Regions from separate parts of the Homo sapiens genome. Here region 1 is linked to region 2. Evidence: chromatin contacts called from ENCODE Hi-C data. All regions are on one chromosome and are shown on one strand. The core of a region is the stretch at or near the end of the contact, and the rest is flanking DNA. Distances in the headings are between cores, read along the strand shown. Region 1 has its middle 14 kb from the start of POU3F1. Region 2 has its middle 130 kb from the start of MIR4255.

What was found. A loop is a pair of places that touch in the nucleus more often than their neighbours do. Pooled maps may share reads with other maps.
Region 1: a map with no recorded cell type shows a loop between it and region 2 (19-fold over the local background). The contact joins two enhancer-like sites. A Hi-C loop is called at or near these places in 2 of 37 single-sample maps with no recorded cell type and 2 of 50 pooled maps.

The regions. Positions count from the first base shown.
Region 1 is chr1:38,028,606-38,036,185 of GRCh38, forward strand. No RefSeq gene overlaps it. Among named protein-coding and RNA genes, the nearest start is that of POU3F1, 14 kb to the right of the region's middle. RefSeq lists enhancers at 88-137, 1,271-1,350, 2,051-2,110, 2,852-3,146. Within about 2 kb of position 1,571, at least 22 of the 41 ENCODE cell types and tissues checked have a DNase peak (open chromatin) inside an H3K27ac peak, as active enhancers do.
Region 2 is chr1:37,285,784-37,293,400 of GRCh38, forward strand. No RefSeq gene overlaps it. Among named protein-coding and RNA genes, the nearest start is that of MIR4255, 130 kb to the left of the region's middle. RefSeq lists enhancers at 3,382-3,481, 3,502-3,551. Within about 2 kb of position 3,273, at least 4 of the 41 ENCODE cell types and tissues checked have a DNase peak (open chromatin) inside an H3K27ac peak, as active enhancers do.

The DNA of each region.
Region 1 (7,580 bases), core at 321-2,820, 740 kb after region 2:
GGAAGGAAGGGACCATCTCCCCTCCCTAGCTATTTTGATCCCAGGAGGTCTGGGACAGGTGTCCCTCCCTGGCAGAGGGTTCTTGAGGTGGAGTGGTAGGTGGAATATAGAAGGTCCATCTGGCACATGGAGCCTAGGGGGCAGCACCCCCTCCTCTTGCTGGCTGGTAGCATTGTAGACCACCCCAGCCCCCCGCCAGGGGCAGATGGTCTCCATAGCAGATGGAGACTAGGCTGGCAGTGGCAGGATGGGCTTTCTAGTCTCAGCCTGGCCACTCTGGCTAATAAGACAATCCGGGGGCAGTGACAGGGCTAACTGCTGGTGTGTGTGTGTGTGTGTGTGTGTGTGTGTATGTGTATGTGTGTGTGTATATAGGTGTGTAGGAGAGGGAGCCCTGGCCTTATTGGGCCATTCTGGGGGAGAAGTAAAGAGGAGTCCCAGACAGAGTCAGTGGATCTTTGGGGCCCCCTCAAGTTTGCTATGTAAGCGTGGCAGGCTCTCAGTGCCTGGGCTCCTGAAGCTGCCCTGGTTCTTGTGTGAAGGGGCCGGCTCCTGGGCTGGGAGCCTCTGCTGCAGCTGGAGCCTGGACTGCTTGATTTAGACCCCCTGCCAGGTCCCCAGAGCTCGGCCTGGGCAGCAGCTCCTCCCAGAGGACGCGCCCGTTTATTATGCGCTCCTGCTCCCTCATGGCTCAGGCAGGCAGCGGCCTTCATTAGCGGAGGAGCTGGGGTCTGTTTTGGCTGCCTCATCAGCATCAGTGAACTGCGTCCCTGCGAGATTTGATACAATTTAATTAACCTAATTAAAAGCTCTGATTGCAGAGATGATTGGGGTAGCGCCAGCAGCGACTGCATATTTATAATGAGCTGCAAGGTGTGGGACCGCAGCCAAACGCCACGCATCCTAATGAGCGGGAGCCGGGAGCCAGGGAGCGGGAGAGGGAACGTTTATTTTTGGCAACAATGCCCAGTTCCTCCCTGCCAGGGAGTCAGAGACCCAGGGAGCAGAGACGGACCTGCCCACTGTGCTCTTCCGCACAAGGTGGAAGCAGAAATGTGTGCTCTCCACCGGTTCTAGGGCCCTTGGACGCCCCAGGAGCACACAGTGCCCGTGTTTCTGTTTGTAGAGTAGGGGGCTGGGACCCCAGCCATGCACTTTTCCTGCCTCTCATCTCTGGGAGTCAGGGGCTGCCTTCTGAACCGGGGCCTTGCTGTGAGGAAACAGGACCCAGCAGAACCACCTTGTTTCCAGGCTCCAGGATCCCTGGGCTGTTTTCTCAAACTTGCCAAGGAAGAGACAGGGGCTGGCAGGACAGGCTGAGAGGCTGCTTGGGAGTCAGAAAAGGGGTCTGCATATCCAGGAGTCCCAGATGAAGATCCTGGGCCTGGGACAGAAAGGAGAAACAGGAGGGGCAAACTTCCCACTCATCCTGGAAGCTGGGGACCCCTGTCCCCATCTCCTCACTCCCTTTGAGGACCCTGCCCAGGGAGGCCAGCTGCCCTGGACTCTTCCTGTCTTCTCCCACTGCCTCTGTCTGGGGAAGTCTTGGTTTGTCTGACTCAGCGTTTCCGCTGTAAATCACATCTAATAATACCGAGAGTGAGAGCTGAGACGGAGGTGCTGTGGGTGAAGGGGCACCGGGGAGGAGGGGCACGCCGCCTAGGTGCCAATGGGTGTTGTTCAGGGAGGGAGCTCTGAGGCGGCAGGAATGGGGGCTGGGCCCTGAGGAAGAAGGTGGGAGCAGCCTGCCACCCCTGCCCCCATTCCTGCTCTGGAGCTTGTGTAGGTCATGAGCTCAGCCAGGCTGGCCCAGCCCCCCAGTGCTTTGAGTGCCGCCAGGACAAGATGAGATTTGTCCCAGCCTACCTTGCAGAGTTGCAGCTGTTTAGCTCCCTTATCAATCTTCTCTGTGGGTTTAATCATCTCTCTGTCATCCTGCTGGGGCAGCCCTCCCCTAACTGAAGCCCCCAGAGGGGCTGGAGCTTCTCAGCCCCAGCTTTCCTCCAGTCCCCCTCCCCCAGACAAGCATCTTTCCCCACCTGACTTCCCTTATGGGAGATAGAGGGTGGGCCAGGGCGGCTTTGCTCCAGGTTTAGTCTCAGTGGCAGGGGTGAATGTCCTTGTGTTTGCAAGATGTAAACAGGATGAAGGGTGGGTAGAGGTGGCACTGGCAGAGAATTTGTCCCAGCTGGGTCCTCAAGGTCTTTGACTCCATTCCAGCCTGGGTAGAACAGGGCCTAGAGGTCGGCTATGAGGGCTTTCTGCCCAGAACCAGGAGATTCTTGCGTAGGTGCACGATCCTTCCCTCCTGCCAGCCCCTTAGGAGCTGCAGCCAGCCAGCCAGCTCTGGCCTCCTTCCCTGGGTGGGTCCTGTGGGGCTCAGGGGCCCGTGGGCAGTAACCACGAGCCCACGGCTTTGTGTGCATCTTGGGAAGGAGGGCGCACAGGAGTCAATGGAGCCTGTGTTGTGGTCCAGGCGGGGAGCCAGGGCGCAAGGGGTTTTGGGGCTGCCCCAGTGCTGACGTGCAAGATGACCTTCAGGGCCGCGCTTCGGCCCTCTGCTGTGCTCTCCTTCCCTGCTGAGCATCTGGAGAATGGGCAAGGAGGTGGCATGGGATGGGGTATGTGCCCCCAGAGGGAACATGAGAAAGAGGGCCCTTCTTCCCCTGCTCCCCACTCCTCACCCTAGGCCTTCTCTGTGCAAATGGAAGGCCAGCGCCTCCCCGTTTCTCAGAAGGGGATGTAAAGTCCCAGAGAGGGTTGGGATCTGGCTGAACATCACCCAGCTTGTCCTCAAGGCAGGGACTGTGAGACCCCTGCAGAGGGTCCCTCAGGACGGAACCAAAGGTTCTGGAGGGCCACCAACCAGTCCTGGGCTGGAGGGGGCTTGTTAGGTTCAGCATAAGGCTGGGCTCTGGAAGACAATGGAGTGTTGATGAGGCTTCGGTCCTGGTCTCACATGACCTGACCAGGCAGGGTGGGTGGACTGCACGTGGCTGAGTTGCCTGGGCTGACCTTTGGTCGCTGGCTAGGGAAGAGAGGAAGCCATGAAGGCTCCTGCCCACTCCATGCCCTGGGCACCCTGACACCCCCTCCCCAGGAACTGCCCTCTGGGCACACACTGTCTTCCACCTACCTACCTTCTTCTTTAGTCTTTCTCTTTTCTCTGCCACGTGTAGGAGCATGTGTACAATATGTGTGTATTTGTGTGTGAAAGTATATGTCTGTGTGAATGTGAGAAGTGAGGCATAGGATGAAAGGGAGAGAAGAGACCCTCTTTCTGGGTTCTTCCCTATCAGGAATAAAGACTGAGTTTCAGCCAGGCACAGTGGCTCACACCTGTAATCCTAGCACTTTGGGAGGCTGAGGTGGGCGGATTGCCTGAGCTCAGGAGTTTGAGACCATCCTGGGCAACATGGTAAAACCCTGTCTCTACTAAAAATACAAAAAATTAGCTGGGCATGGTGGCGCGTGCCTGTAATCCCAGCCACTCGGGAGGCTGGCTAAGGCAGGAGAATCGCTTGAACCCGGGAGGCGGAGGTTGCAGTGAACGGAGATGGGACCACTGCACTCCAGCCTGGGTGACAGAGCAAAACTCCATGTCAAGAATAAAAAAGGAAAAAAGAAAAAAAAAAAGGCCGGGCGCGGTGGCTCATGCCTGTAATCCCAGCACTTTGGGAGGCCGAGGCAGGTGGATCACTTAAGGTCAGGATTTCGAGACCAGGCTGGTCAACATGGTGAAAACCCGTCTCTACTAAAAATACAAAAATTAGCTGGGCGAGGCCACGTGTGGTGACTCATGCCTGTAATCCCAGCACTTTGGGAGGCCGAGGCGGGCAGATTGCTTGAGGTCAGGAGTTCGAGACCAGCCTGGCCAACATGGTGAAACCCCATCTCTATTAAAAATGCAAAAAATTAGCTGGGTTTGGTGGTTCATGCCTGTAGTCCTAGCTACTCAGGAGGCTGAGGCAGGAGAATCACAGTGAGCTGAGATCGCGCCACTGCACTCCAGCCTGGGCAACAGAGCAAGACTCCATCTCAAAAGAAAAAAAAATTATCTGAGCATAGTGATGGGCACCTGTAGTTCCAGCTACTTGGGAGGCTGAGGCAGGAGAATTACTTGAACCCAGGAGGCGGAGGTTGCAGTGAACAGAGATCGGGCCACTGCACTGCAGCCTGGGTGACAGAAAAAAAAAAGGCTGAGGTTTTTCCACTGTGGGGATACCAGCATGGATGGGGCCAAGGTATATGTGCGTATGCCTCTGCATGTGTGTGCATGGGAGTGGATGCACATGCTCATGTGGAGGGCAGTGCCCCCTGCTCTGCCTTGTCCTTTGACCTGTATCCTCCTCTGGTGGGAGGGGTGACTTCTATGGTCAGCATCTTCCAGCTCAGGCTGGAACCAGAGCTGTGACGGAACCAGAGCTGTGACAGAGCCAGGGTGTCATTTTTTTTTTTTTAATCTTTTTGAGACAGGGTCTCACTCTGTTGCCCAGGCTGGAGTGCAGTGATGCGATTGTGGCTCACTGCAGCCCTGACCTCCTGGGCTCAAGTGATCCTCCCACCTCAGCCTTCCAAATAGCTGGGACTACAGGTGCACACCACCACACCTAGCTAATTTTTAAAATATTTTGTAAAGATAGGGTCTTGCTATGTTGTCCAGGCTGGTCTCAAACTCCTGGGCTCAAGTGATCTTTCCACCTCAGCCTCTCCAAATGCTGGGATTACAGGCATGAGCCACCATGCCTGGGCCACACTTAGGATTATTATTTTTTATTTATTTTTAATTAATTTTTTTTTTGAGACAGTTTCGTTCTTGTTGCCCAGGCTGGAGTGCAATGGTGCGGTCTCAGCTCACTGCAACCTCCGCCTCCTGGGTTCAAGCGATTCTCCTGCCTAAGCCTCCCGTGTAGCTGGGATTACAGGCGCTTGCCACCATGCCCAACTAATTTTTTTTGTATTTTTAGTAGAGACGGGGTTTCTCCACGTTGGCCAGGCTGGTCTCAAACTCCTGACCTCAGGTGATCTGCCCACCTTGGCCTCCCAAACTGCTGGGATTACAGGCATGAGCCACCGAGACCAGCCCACACTTAGGATTATTGAAGGGGTTTATCTGCCCCACCTCTTCCCTTGACAAGATGCTAAGGTGGATGTAGCAAAGGGGTTTATCTGAAGAGACTCTTCCCCTGAAATCCCCAGAGGGTTGAGGTCCAGGGTCTCAGAGAAGGGGCAAACCAGTGTGAATGACACAGCAGCTGAAAGGAAGCCCAAGGCCCGACTTTGTCATATTACATATATTGTGTGAAGCTTTTCTGGTGAATACTCCTTTGCTGGGAGCACCATCCAATTTTCTCACTAGGGCTGGTCCACCCCTAAACCTTTCTGGTGGCCCTGAGAGTTTGGGGCAGGAAGCTAAGCTCCCGCCTGGGATGAGATGAGGGTGGGGCACCCAGGCATGGGCATGAGGAGGCATCTGGGTGAGGGGACAGCACATGTGCCCTCAAACTCTCCAGGCTTCTCTCAAATTAACAGCTTCAGGTGGTGTGGCTGAGGAGTGTTTCTGGGTGATCCTACCTCCTCCCTTTTGTGTCCTTTGGCTGCCACCCTGCATAGAGTCCTCTGAATCTCCTCAGGTACTGGGGGAGACAGAATAGGAATGGTCCTTAGCAGTGGAGTGGAAAGGACAGGGCCTGAAGGGGCTGGGATGGAGGCTTTGTATGACCCCATGGGGCTGAGTTTGAGGATGGGCAGAGGCCAGGGCTGAGGCTAGAGCTGGGATTTGAAGTTGGAGCCGAGTTGAACGTGGACTAAAGTGAGATGTTGGAGGTTGGGTTGGAAGGGCGTCTCCTTCAGTCTTGACAGGATTCTGAGATGTCTATATTTGGAGTTCAAGGCAGATGTTCTCCCCCAGGTGAAGAGAATGTTTGGTGTCAGCTATCCCCTTGGAGGCTGGGGTGGGACACATCCCTTCCCCCTGCTCACCACAGCCAGGCAGAGTCATACATCACCAAGGGGCTGGGCTCCCTAGATGTATTGCCCTCATGCATCGCTATAGCAACCCTACTTTAATCCTGCATTATTCTAATGTGGTCCCCCTCCCCACTGTGATGTATAGCTGGGGTCTTAGAGCTGCTAGGCCCCTTTTCCGAGAGTCTGCTCCATCCACCCCATCTTGCCTCTCTTCACCCTGTGCATGGGACTCTTTGTGAGGCTGGGTGTGGAGGTGGGTCTGGCCCATCAGCCTACCCGCCTGCCTCCCCAGTGAGGGGAAGTAGGAGGCCATGTGTCCCCGGCCCTGGTACACGAGCGCCTGACGCACCGACCCACGCCAGCTTGCCCAGCCTGGGGACCTGAGGCCTTGGGGTTGGGGGCCAGGGCTGGACAATGGCTGCATTCCGGCTGTTAGCCACAGGCCCCCATTGTTCCTGTGGACACTGCCTGCTTGAGGGCCGAGATTCTGGCCCTCACCCCGTGTGGGGCGTAGGATGCTCCCTGGACCACTCCCCCGCGGACCATAGAGGGGTGATTCATGGGGTGGCCAGGGCAGAGCAGGCCCCAGCTGTGCCCAGATTCTGGGGCTGGGAGGGGGAGGCAACTGAGGGTTGTTTGTGTCAGGGGAGGGGGGTTGATTGAATAGCCAGAGGACTCCAGGCCCTGGACGCCAACCACGTCATCTCCTACCCCGCCTCATGTGTGGGCCGGCCAGAGAGGCCCCATTGTCAGGGGAGCAGGCCCACCCAGGCTGGAAGGGAAGCGAGAACTGAGGAGGACCACCTCAAACTGGGAAAACCCATAGACCCCACAGTCTGCACTGCTGGGGAAACTGAGATTCAGAGAATGGCAGGGTCTTGCTCAAAGTCATACAGCTAGGTGGTGACAGGCCCCAGCTGGTGGTGATATCTCCCTATACCTTCCTGGAGATGCTGCTGCCATTTCTGACAGAAACCGAGTCCCATTGGTGACTTCAGTTTTGGCAGAAGTTATGTTCATGAACTCCTTCCTCTTCCCCACTTCCTTTGAAATCCCTCCAGTTTAGGTTAGCACTTGTGTCCTTGGAGTAAGGAATTGGAGGCTGGGCACGGTGGCTTACACCTGTAATCCAACACTTTGGGAGGCCAAGGTGGGAGGATTGCTTGAGGCCAGGAGATTGAGACTAGCCTGGGCAACCTAGTGAGAGACCCTGTCTCTACAGAAAGAAAACAAAATTAGCCAGCCGTGGTGGCACATGCCTGTACCCTGTAGCCCTAGCTATTTGGGAGGCTGGGGTGGGAGGATTGCTTGAACCTAGGAGTTCAAAGTCGCAGTGAGCTATGATCACGCCACTGCACTCCAGCCTTGACAACAGAGAAAAAAAAATAGAGCTAAGGGGAGTCCTAGGGCCATGCAGAGTCCATATGGACAACACTTTCTGTGGGGCCCTCAAGAAATGAGTGAGGCATGGAGGTTCCCAGTCTCTGACACACAGGATGCATAGATGCAACAATCAACTTCATTGTTTCCTCCCAATTTTTTCATGTAGGCCCTCGTATACCTACCCTATATGACTTCAGAGTTAGGGAAGGGAAGAGACTAATCTAGGA
Region 2 (7,617 bases), core at 2,023-4,522:
TACTTTTATAATCAGAAACACAATAAATATTTTTTAAACTACTAGGACTATGAGGTCTAACTGAAATTGAGTATTACAAATAAACTATTGTCTGAACAGAAACTAGTTCTTTGACTTTCAACATCTTCAGGCAAGATTTTCTAAGCCTGAATACCTTACACTTTCTTGAGAAGAAATTATTTTGTTTACTCCACATGCTGTAAAGGTACTTTTGTGTCTGTGTTCTGATTAGGTTTTTATCAAAGAATGCCAGTGTATCGCTTGGATTTGAAAAGCCCTAAATGGGGCTTAGTAATGGGGCATTTGGAAACAAGCATGCTCATCTGCCAGTGGACACATTTCTGAGTATAGGCAAGGGGGTAAAACCACAAGCTCCATGAGGGCAGGGACCTCTATGCCCGTCCTGTTCACTGTTGTGTCCACAGTGCCTGGCATAGGACCTGGGCTTCAAAAATATTTGTTGGATGAATGAATGAATGAATTCACCTGTAAAGTATTGATTTTCCCTTACAAACGAAACAGAACAGACCTTGTAAACAGAAAAGAGTGTTGCCCCACAAAGGCATCCCCTTGGGAGACTATAAATAGTTTTTACAATAGCATCCCCATGGCATAAAATGTTGGGAATTTCTTTTGTGGAATTGTTTCCAGAGTCTAGAATATATTCTTCTGAATAGTTTCAAGGGTGGCCAATCAAGAAGAGTGAAAGGAAGATCTCCTGGAAGGGGTGTGGGAAGTGAGGCAGGATTTAAGCACCATCTTTTCCTTTGGGCACTGAGCAGACCCCCTGCCCACCCCCCAAGACCAGGCAGGACCATACATAAAGCTTGATCTGTCTGGAGAAGAAAATGAGAGCTGAACATGACAGCCTGGTGGCCTTCCCCCTACCCCAGGATTCTGCACAACCCTCTACCAGATTAACCCTCCTGCAGCTCATTACCATGCTGTCATTTGCCTACTTTCAACCCTCTAATGGCTTCCAAACAGAGGCCAAGCCTCCCAGGCTGGCTTCTAAGGCCATGCAGGGTCTGACTCCATCTGTTCCAGACTCAAGTCCCATGACTCCCTTGTACAAACCTTTCCAGCAGGAAGAGGCTACTGTACTGAGACTCCCTGTGGGTTCCCACCCATCCTACAGATTGGGCTGTCAGAAACATGAAACAGGAAGGCATGGCAGCCAAGGAGGCTCATCTGGAGCCCCCACAGCACTAGAGATTGGGCGGTGAGAAATTGGAACAAAATTCCAATCAAGCTGTGACGCTCTAGACCAGTGGTTCTCAACTCTGCCCACACATTAGAATCACTAGGGAAGCTGTGACAGGGTGTCCAGCTGGCCACCAGAGATTTATGATTCCCTCCTAGCATTGCTTGAAAGTGGCTTCCCTGCCAAGGATTAGATTTCCTGACTTCTCTTGCATATAGATGGGCCCGTTGATGGAGCTCAGGCCAATGTAGTGTGGGTGGATGTGGTGTGCCTCACTTCTAGGCCTGGCCGGTAAAAATCCTCCCAAGCAACCCTTCACTCTCTCTTTCCCCATCTGCTGACTAGAAACCCAGCTCACCTTGGAAGCCGCATGTTGAAGACAACTGAGCTTCCATCCACTGGTCCTGAATGACTGTGTGGAACATAATCAGCCCAGGGCACAATAGACTATGTAAGCAAGAAATCCTTCTCCTGAGTGAGGCCTCTAAGATTTAAAGGTTTATCCCTTACGGCCACTAAGATGACCTTAATTAATATAGGAGTTTTGAAAAAAGGCATGCCTGAGTCCCAATCCCAGATTCTGACTTAATTGATCGGGGATGGAACCCAGACACCAACGTGTTGTAAAAGCTACCCAGGTGATTCTAATGTCAGGGTTGAGGACCAGATTTCAGGCTCAGAAGTATCCATGGATCTTCCCACAAGCGATTCAGCAAGTCATGGAGCCCTACTACATGCCAGGCCCTCTGCTGCTCCCTGGAAGTTTTGTCCCTAAAGCTGATCAAAGACCCAGCTTTGATCCCATATGCATGGCCATGGCTGGGAATCCTGTTGCCCAAGACTTGAAGGCAAGAGGAAGACTGGAAGGCCCCTTTGATTCCTCTAAGAGCCCTACCTTTCTCCCCCTCCCCACCCCAAGTCCTTGCCTACCACCAAGACGAGGACATAGAGGACAGAGTGCAGATTTGTCTGCAGTTGGAGAAAAGTTGAAGAGTCTCCTCTGGGCAGGTCATGATGCTACCCCAGGATACACCAATGCCTTCATATAGTCCCACCAAAATTGGCAGACCCTTGGGATGGCTGGCAACGGAGACATAGTGATGATGAAGACATGTCCACTACCCTCAAATAACTCATAGTCTACTTGCAGACGTAGACTATGGTATTGAGGATGAAGCACAGGTGCCATCCAAAACCATCCTGGGTCCCCCCATCCCAGAGGCAGCACAGGATGATAGAAAAAACACTGAACTCAGAGTCTGGATGCCCATGCTCTCATGCTGCCTCTAGCACTGTCTTGACCTGGTTGGAGAGAAGGGAGCAAAGAGAATGGGACAGGTGACGAAGATAGGGAGAGGGCTGGGACTGGTCTCTACAGATCCTAGAATATGAGGCTCAGGGGCTTGGACTTCATTCTGTAGACTCTCAGGGGCCCGGACTTCATTCTGTAGACTCTCAGGGGCCCTTGTGAGGTTTTGAGCAGGGGCAGGACATAGTCAGAATCATGGTTTGCAAAGGACTCTGTGATGGGGGATGGACTGGTTGGAAGGACAGAGGCATGTGAGAACCTGGTTGGAGGACTTAGTCATGAAGGCAGTGGCCAGTGATAGAGAAAAAGGTGACACCCCAAAGATCTCTGGAGCTCCCTCCTCAAGAGGCAGCAGGATCATTTGGAAAGAGAACTGGATTTGGAGTCTACACCTGCTGCTTCTTCAGCCCGAGAAGCTATTCCTCCCTCTCTTTATTCTCACCTTACAGCTCTGTTCAAAGACCACCTCCTCAGAGAGGCTGTTCCAGATTATTGTATCAAAGTGGATGTCTCAGTTTCTCCCTGCCACACCACCCCATGATTTCCTTTACTGCAATTTCATGATCTATGACTATTATTCATTCACGTGTTTACATCTTTATTTCAAGTTCCATGGGGTCAGTGACCTTGTCTGTCCTGTTTACTGTAAATCCCTATCTCTGGGCACAGTACCTGGCACCTGGCAGATGTTTGCCTCTTCCTGTATTCATGCTTTTTGCCATGAACTTTGCAGTGCCCTCTCATGTGGGTGGGTGTATTTCTCACTTCTCCTTTTGAGTTTCGCCATGTGACCTGCTCTGACCAATCGAATGAGGTGAAGCAATGGTGTGCTAGCTCTAAGCCCAGGCCTCTGGAGGCCTTGTGTATTTCTGCTTGCTCTCTGCCACCACTGCCACAGCCATGAAGAGAACATGCCTAGGCCATCCCACTGGTCTCAGGAGCTGAAGGAGAAGGGGCATGTGAAGCAAAGCCACCTCCAGCCAACCGCAGCCTACATCTGCTGACCCACAGATCAATGGAAATGAATGATTGCTGTTTTAGGACATAGAGTTTGGGGAGTGGATTGTTAGGTAACATTCTCCTCCACCTGTAAAATTAAGAGGCCGCTAGTTGAAGCATCTCCCCTAAAGGTCTCTGGTTTTTCTCTAAACATGGCGGCTCCCAACTTTCCAGTCCTACCTCTTCTGCCTTCCTGAAAAATGGCTTTCCCTTCTCACACGCTCTGCCTTTGCCTCAGCCCTCATAAATAACCATGTGGCATCCACTTCTAGGGGCCAAGTTCATGGCTCCCATGAGCCCCACTTTCAAGACACCTCTTCAGTGGCTTCCGCTTTGCCTGCTTCACTGCGGCCTGGGGGCATGAACAGCTAAAAGCCCTTCTTGGGTTCTGATGTGCAAATCAGAGAGCCCCAGATGGCTGAAGAAGAGCCTGTCCTTGCCAGGACTGCCCTGCCCCACATCCCAGGTGAGATCAGGGAGGGCAGCTGGGCTGGATTTGGAATACAGGGTGCCCATTTGGCCAGGGTGCGAACAGAAGTGAGTCAGAACCTCAGGTCGTGGAATTCTAAGGCTGGAGGGAACTTCAAAGACCATTTGAGACCATTTCTCACCTAACATATGGGCAAACTGAGGCACACGGAAGTAAAGAGACTTGCCCAACCATTCAGTGGCAGAGTCAGGAACCAGATTTCCTGACTCCCAGCCCAGTGCTCATTCCCCGGCACCTGGCTGGTCACAAGCAGGGAAGAGCACAAGCAAAGGTTTGGAGGCTGGAGGTGCGGATTCATTCAACACCATGTCCAGATCACCCGCAGGCAAGGGGCATCCACCATAGGCCAGGTTTTGTGCTAGGGCTAGGGGGTAGGGGGCAGATCTATTGGATGTCAATTCCCATAGTGGGGAGCTTATGCCAGGATCTATGCTGGGTGAGCAACTTTGAGTGCCAACAAGGGCCGGGCCATGGATTGACTGAGTGCTTACTATGTGCAGGTTCTGTGCCAAGTGCCACCCACTTGATGGCCAATGGCTGAAATACTCTGACCACCTCTGTCTCCCTGCTAGTCGCTGTGCCCTCCTTCGAACCTCTCTAATTGGCAGCCTCTTTCTGCCTCTGATCCTTTGTGTCTCTTGCTCTCTTTGCATCTCTGTTCCTGCTTCCTGTATGTATGTCTCTCTCTAGTCTCCCACCTCTTTCTCTTGGTCTCTGGATGAACCCCCTTTTCTCTCTGGGGTTGTATGATTCTTCTCTCTCTTGCTTGTGTTCTCATTTTCTTCTCTCTGTGTGTCTCTTTGTGTCTGTGATCCTACCACCCTCCATATCTCTGTCTCTCTCTCCCAGTCTGTCTCCCCTTCCTCCATTTTTGTACCCTCCACCCTGGGTTCCTGTCCAGTGTCCTCCCCCTGCCCACCCCGGGCTCTGTTCTCTGCCAGCTACAATTACAAGTGCATCTGCTGAAGTAGTCAAGCTCTTTTTCCATGGTAGGGTAACAAGGGGCTGTATGTTTGCAGCCACTGACTGGAAATACTGAATTCTTTTTCAGCAAAGAAAGACGAGCACCCTCTTGGTTTATAAATATTAATTATAGGCACCCGGTAATGAGAGAACAGGGCAGCTGTTGGCTGTGATCTCTGACTGTTTGACTAATCCTAGAGACAGTTTAAACAAGACAGTTATTGCCTGACGGGAAAAGGAATTAGGGTGCTGTGGTCCTTCCAGAAAGATCAGCTTAGGAAATCCAGGAGAAGCATGATCTCACCGAGGACACTAGAAGAGTAGCCTTGGGCAAAGCCTCTTCCCCTCTGGGCCCCAATTTCCCCCTTTATCCTACAGGGCCCTTCTGGCTCTGACCTTTACTATGTGGAGGTCCTGTTTGGGGAGGCAGCTGGACAGAGTATTTCAGGGCATCTGCCCAGCAGGGAGCATGGTCCCAACAGGGGGAAGGCCAGCACAGGGGAAAAGGTCTGAGAGTCAGTCAGGACAGCATCTGGCTCCTCGTCGTTGGGGTGACACATGGGTCTGTCCTAGTTTGAATCAACTCCTTCCCAGGAAAAGATCCTGGCTTGAGACAAAACCTGAAGCATAAACGGAGGTGTGTCAGTTCCATGTTGCAAGCCAGATGTTCTGGACCTAGCACTGGCTGGGCAGGTCTTCCAGATACCTCAGTTTTGCTTTCTGCAAAATGGGAGTAATGAGGAGGAACTTTTTGCAGCTCTTTTGATGCCAGAAAAATCTATCTAAATTGAATCTGAGAAGTCCCAGACTGCCTGTGTCTGCCAGAAGCCATTTGACAATTGCCCTATCTCCAAGCTCATGCCTCAATTCGACAGTTATTGACATTGCTATGTGTAAAGCAAGGAAGTCACTCCCGATGCACAACCAGGAAGAAGGTTGGTTGGGGGAAGAGGAGCAATGTCTGGAACAGAGCGTGCCTCTGAGACGTCCCCAGTCAAGGTCCCCACATAGAAGAAAAGTAGGCTATTCCTTCTAGAACACATTTTCTAAAACTCCCTCACCCCTGGGGAGATGTTTAAATTTGTAAAACACTAAGCCATTTATCATCTCATGGAAACACAAGCCAGCCTGCAGGAGAGCCAGTGCGAAGCACGCACTGCCCGTTTGAAGGAAGCAGAACCTGGGCTGCGAGGTGTCCTGGTCTCTTGCCCAAGACCATTCATCTAGGAGGCAGCTGAGCTGGAAGTCAAGCCCTGGTTCATGATCCCAAAACCCAGCTGAGGCTCCTCCCTAGGCTCCCAGCTCCATCAGCCCACAGCAACGCCAAGGTGGGCACAGCCCAAGTGAGCATCCTTAGAGGCTGGGACTAGCCCCTCCTCTTCTATCATTCTGCCCTCCCACCATCGCAGAGGAGCCCGGGCTTGGGCCACTGATGGTGCTTACAAAACGTAAGCAGAAAGAAAAGGAAGGAAAGAATGTTCTTCCAGGTTTCAGTTGTGTTTCCACCAGTCCCTGACTGATACTTACAGGAACAGGTACCTGGATTCACATCCTGGCTCTACTGTGGATGTATGAGAACTTGGGCAAAGTCCTTAAGCTCTCTGTGCCTCGGTTTTCTTTTTTGTTTATTTATTTTTATTGTGTCTCAGTTTTCTGACCTTAAAATGAGAATGATATTAGGACCAACTTCATTGTCATATCGCGTTATAAAAGTGTCAGCTGTTATTACTAATAACCGTCTCTAGTCCTGCCTACTTTCAGAGCTCAGAAGCCAGTTTACCCAATTTCACCTGAAGTCAAATGAGGGGGGAACATTAGGCTGCTCTCTTATGTTATGCGGCATTGCGTCAGAGGTTGAGCTGAGGGGTCCGGCTCAACTCCTACACTTGTGGAGCCAGAGGCTGGGGAGGACCCTTGTCTATTGCCCTCTGTTCCCTGAGAGCTTGATCTGTGGAAAGACCCCGCAGGCCCTATCCTGGTTGACCCCGAATGGGAGGAATAAAAGCTTAGGGTTCTGCCTTGCCACGGGCTCTGTGCCTTGTAGCAAATTCCTGCCACAATCCCATAGGCTTGGAAGGAACAGAGTGGGGGGCAACTTGCTTAAGAAAACCCGAAGCTCTGAGCGCCCCCGCTATCCCCCTCCTTGGCCCAGGCCAGACTAAACACCTCTGCAGAACCGTTTCAACTCCAAGTACAGATGCCGCCACCAGAGCCAGTCCTTGGGGAGCCTCAGGCTGGGCTTGCACACAGATCAGAGCAGGGTGGCCCAGGTGGCCAGAGTAGCAGCGACAGCTTTGGGGAAAGAGGCTGGGCACGTCCTTCCCTGCATTCTTTCTCTTCCAGCCTTCCTGAGCTGCTTGACGGGGCTCACAGGTCTTAAGTCTTCATAGGGGCCAGGGCCCCACATTACATCCTCTCCTACGCCTTCAGAAGAGGCAAGCGGGCTCAAAGGCTAGCACTGGGCCCATACTCAGGCTGGGCTGCTGGAGGCTCCAGCCTGCCATTCCCAGATCTTCTTGACACTCTCCCCTAGAAGTTTGCAGCCTTGGCAAAATCTGTGTGTGCAGCCCCTTACATCTGTGTGATCCCCCCCTTCATCCCCCTCCTTCTGGCCCTCCCACCACCCTCTCCTCCCCAGTGAGCCAGACAAGA